2 separate regions of the Homo sapiens genome follow, and region 2 is linked to region 1. Evidence: chromatin loops called from intact Hi-C (ENCODE). Cell type or tissue: endothelial cell of umbilical vein. All regions are shown on one strand.

Evidence for each region. Peaks named below come from ENCODE experiments on the same cell type or tissue, not always from the same donor. Only the 100,000 strongest peaks of a DNase experiment are listed, where the experiment ranks them.
Region 2: a loop joins it to region 1, with 9 times the contacts of the local background. A loop is called at or near these places in 1 of 110 quality-filtered maps.

What each region holds. Positions count from the first base shown.
Region 1 is chr15:61,529,458-61,531,957 of GRCh38, forward strand. The region is part of intron 3 of LOC107984782 (a long non-coding RNA gene); the gene reads right to left. Among named protein-coding and RNA genes, the nearest start is that of LINC02349, 200 kb to the right of the region's middle. In endothelial cell of umbilical vein, a CTCF peak has its summit at 1,542; no DNase peak of the experiment used is centred here; H3K27ac peaks cover 60 bases.
Region 2 is chr15:61,033,184-61,035,683 of GRCh38, forward strand. All of the region lies in intron 1 of RORA (RAR related orphan receptor A), which reads right to left. It overlaps LOC107984805 (a long non-coding RNA gene), which reads right to left. Exons shown (of 3, transcript XR_007064660.1): 2 at 1,656-2,500. Among named protein-coding and RNA genes, the nearest start is that of RORA, 190 kb to the right of the region's middle. In endothelial cell of umbilical vein, no CTCF peak of the experiment used is centred here; DNase peaks (open chromatin) are centred at 1,378 and 1,528; H3K27ac peaks cover 1,733 bases.

The sequences.
Region 1 (2,500 bases):
CAGGTATGACTGATTGAATAAATGGATGAAAGCGGATCAAAATGATAAATCATCAAAATGCTTATAAAACATCTGCTGTATGCGAAGCACTACAAGGTGATTTAAACAAGTATAAATCATAATAATTCCCTTGTATTAGTCTGCTTGGGCTGCCATAACAAAATACCACGGACCAGGTGGCTTATGCGACAGAAACTTATTTTCTCACAGTTCTGGAGGCTGGAAGTTCAAGATCAAGGTATCAGCAGGTTTGGTTTATTCTGAGGCCTCTCTCCTTGGTTTGCAAACAGTTGACCACCTTCTCTCTGTGTCCTCACATGGTCACCCCTTAGCCTGTGTCCAAATGTCCTCACATTTTAAGGACACCAATCAGACTGGATTACAGCCCACCCTAAGGGCCTCATTCTAACTTAGTCACTTCTTTAAAGGCCCTATCTCTAAATACCTTCTGAGATCCTGGGGGTTGAAGTAATCCTAAGAATGTTGGAGGGGGATATAATTCAGCCCATATTACTCCTTAAAAGGTATAAGATATATTAGAAAACCAAGACAGAGATCCTTAGATATAAAAAACCACCACATTATCGGGGAGAAAGAACACATGATATATAAGAAGTATAAGACATATCTGCAAGACAGATAATGACGCAGTGCAGTGTAGTAGGCATGCAGTAGCTCCTCCTCTTTTTTAGGTCTTGAGCAAAATACATACACTTCTGAGTCTTGTTCCTTGTCTGAAAAATAGGAATAATCAGATTGCTGAGACTAAATGGGATAATTTATGCCACATTCTCAACAGCTTGCGATGTAGTAGGTGTAGAGTAGATGCCGCTTACCTTCTTTCTCTCCTCTCTTCAAAAATATTCTGTTAGTTTTGGGTGCCACATTTTAACAGGGACCCTGACGGCATTCTGAAGACTATTGGTTCTAGGTGATTCTTTCCTTCCCCCTCCCAAAAGTGATATAACTTTCTTCTCTGATTATGTAACAATGTACATTCGTGTTGAAAAATCCTAACTAGAGACAAGTGAGGTAGAAAGTGAACAGAACCCCATAACAAATACCCACCCTGGCAGATGATAACCACTGTTTACAGTTTGGTGTCTAGCCTCTGGCCTTTTTCTGTTTTTATATAAACATATATTTGTTTTTCATATAAAAGTAAAGTAATTCATAATGGGTCTCTTTCTATGTCACTATGTATATATCCAGCCCATTTGTTTTTACATTTGCATTTCATTATATCGGGGAAGGGGGTGGGGAATGGGAAGACTCCCAGCACACAGTGAGGAATGCCCAGTTATACAAACTCATTTTTCTCTAGAACTGTTCAGGACCTTTAATATACACAGTGACTATCCAAGAGGATGATACAGAAAGTGGTATGTGCCCCGTTATTAAACTGTTTTGTCTCAGCTGTAAATGCCACCCCCCCCCCCCTCAACTCTGCCTGTAGTGCTGGGATTACAACTCTGCAAACCTCATTTCAGCCCGCCAGATTCCCTGTTAAACTCTGCCACTAAGGGGTGCTGGTGGATGGGGATGGGGAGAATGCAGGAGGGACTTCCTGTATGTTTCCTGCCTGTTTCCTGCCTGTAAGCATCCTAGCAGTGCTTCCCATTGACAGCAGCAAGTACTTTTGTAGCCCCAGCTGAATAGTTTGTTTCTTTCTCAACACTTACAGAACCAGCCTCTTGCATAAGAGGTTCCCCCACCAGGTGACTGGTACCCCTACTTCAGAGGTCTGGATCCTAGACCCTCGGTGCCTCTCTTCTTTTGAGCTCAGAGTCTAGCACCCAACAAGTGGCACCCCCTCCTCAGAGATCAAAGCTTCAGCTCTGTGGTGCTTTCCCACAAGCTTATAGGATTTAAAAGAATCAGCCCTATGGACACCAGCTAGTATATTTAGTAATACTAACCCTAGGGGTGAACACTCCTTCCTGCATTTGCTACCTCTGTGATAACTTGGTGTGCTTCTACATCTTCAGTTGCTTGGTTAATGATTTTATACCTTTATATTAAATTCCTTCTGTTCAAATGACTGGTAGGTTTCTATCACCTTTCTGGTCTGTGACTGATAGGAGACAATTAATATAGACCCTTCCTTAAGGAACAGCTCAAGGGTCCAGCATTTTGCTAAACACTCTTTGAGAAAGGTAGCTCTGAGCATTACTATTAAGTTAGAAAAAAAAATCATTTAAGAAAGGCTCAATTAGACTCCATGAGCCTCCCTGTAGAAATAAGGGAAAAGAGAGCAAAGGCTATATATGCTACCAATTTAATATGCAACCATCATTTTTCAGCAACTAGGTCTGCCATTAGTGAAAAGACTTTGAAGAATCACCAAGATGCATATTGAAAGTTAACCCTAAGGAGTTATGTTTGAGCCAAGACTTGCGGATCTTGAACATTTAATCTTCATTTGAGTTCATTTTATCATTTGTTAAAGTCTTTTAGTCATTTTGGCTTAACCATTTGTCATGCTCCTTTTCTCTTAGAT
Region 2 (2,500 bases), 500 kb before region 1:
CCAGTCTATGGCTACAAAACAAACAGGAGAGGCAAAGCGGGTCTTCCATGAGGCAAGAGCTGCCTCAGGCAATCAGGGGAGAGTGCTGCTGAGTTTTCCTTTAGTCCAAATGTTCCCTCTGTTCTCAGATTGTTCAGAGAGGACTAATTCTCCCCAACAATGCTTCCAGTTCAGTCCTCACTTGCAAGCAAAACTCAAGAGCCCCAAATTTATAGCTTTATTCTGAAAAAAAAAACAAAAACCAGTTTTGCTCTCAGTGGGACCCTTCAAATTTGTTAAGACCTCCTGCCATTTTCTTTCTCCAAATCCATCACCAACCAAGTGAGAGACAGAGGGTGATTCATTCTTTATCTCCAAATTGACCTAGATAGTAGCTCCATATAAATAAGACACTCAAGCCTACAGATTTTATTAACTTAATAGTGGTTCTTATTCAAGTATTATTTACTTGCTATGGTGTCCAATTTGGTCGCCACCAACCCACATGGCTTTTGCACATATGAAATGTGGCCAGTCTGAATTGAGATGTGCTGTAAAGTGCATACATACACCAGATTTTCCAGATTTAGTATGAAAACAGGGATGTAAAATATCTTATCAACAAGCCAGGCATGGTGGTGCATGCCTATAGTCCCGACTACTTGGGAGATTGAGGTGGGAAGATTCCTTGAGCCCAGAACTTTGAGACCAGCTGGGCAACATAGTGAGACCATGTCTCAAAAAAAAAAATCTTATTAACTATTATTTTATATTGGTTACATGTTGAAACCAAAATATTTTGGATATGTTACGTTAAATAAGCTGCATTATCAAACTTAATTTCACCTATTTATTTTTATTCATTTTAAGGTAGTTACTAGGAAATTTAAAATTACATATGCCACTTCCATTATAGTTCAATTGGACAGTCCTGGTCTAGAATGAAGGCTTGCCAAAGCTATTTAAAGACTGTTAAAGTTCTGTATCATACACAGGCTCTTTTTGTTTCAGTTTAATCCTAGAAGGAAGAAATGTGTTGAAATTGCAGCTATATAAAATCCTTGATGGACTGAAACTAAGGGGGAAAAAGAGGAAGCAGGTGGGTTTGAAAGAAGGAAAAAAGGAGTATCTAGCATTTTCTTTTAAAAATGTCATTCTTGATTTATTTGGTGGCACAAAGTGATTTTCTTACGTTTCTCAGACTGCTTGAGTCAGTCTATATAGAGGCTATTCCTGGATCTTAGTTGAAAGCTGTTGCCTTTCTAATTGTTTAACTGATCACTTCTGAACGACAATTACAGTTCATTGTTATTCCCTGTTAAAAAACCATTGACATCCATCCAAAAGTTATAGCTTACAGGTCAGGGAATATTTATGTGATATTTATAGTCTGTGAAGAAAACCCTGGGGAACTGCCAGTAGGGAGGATTATTTACCAATTTCTTTTTCTTCAAGTTTGAATTTATTTGAGATTTATATCCAAAAGACATTTTGTAATCCTGTGTAACTCTGATGTGTGACTATAATTGTGCATGTTGGTCAAGTTCAAGGAAAAAAAAAATCTTTTTTCTTTTTAATAGTGGGGGCTGGGAACCCTGGTTGATTCCACTAAAAACATCACAGACCAAAAAAAAAAAAAAAAAAAAAAATCCACTCAAGGAAGTAGTGTTACATACTTGAAGAATTTTCTGAAGTTAGCCAAGAAAAATAAGCTACGATCAAGGAGGAAAAGCTGGAGTTTCAGTTTTCTGGAGATTGTACTTCCTGGTAACATAAAAACAAAAGTTAAATTCAGAAAAATTCAACTATGAAGTTAGCATCACATAAAAAACAATGGAAAATATTTAACTATGCGCATATGTTTGTACACAAACAGAAATAGATATAAACAGACCTTAATTAGCATTGTAGACTTTAATTATCTTTGTACAGTAATTGGGAATGGTTTTGTTCTGATTTATTCCATAATGCTTACTGTGTTCTGTTAACAACTCATTTTTTTCCCCTTCCAGCCCATAATAGAAGGCTTTTACTGCATACTTTATTACATCTGCTTCTCATTTAATGACCATTGTTCTGGTCTGTCAGAGCGAGTGGCTATACAACTTCCCAAATCTGCAAGATTAAGCAAATATTTTGACAATGTCTAGTTTCTTTTTTCCTTTTTTTCAAAACATACCAGATAAAAATAAAAAGATTTTTACTTACCCACACAACGTTAGGAGAGTTTTTAATCTAACGACAATAAAGAACTAAGCGGCAGCAAAATGTACTTCATGTGGCAAAATACATCAAGCAATTTTCTGTCCCATTTCACTTAAAAAGTCCTAAGAATCTGGTCTGAATCACACAGCTGGGGTTAATGGGAGCACTCCTGGACTGCAGGGAGGTTGTGGGCCCCTGGGCAAACCACGTGGAGACCTTCAAGCTTCTAGAATGAGACAGAGGCCTTCTGCTCATTTTGGAGGGCCCCGGCAGGTAAGCTGAATGATAGGTGTCTGAATCACTCACTATGAAATGT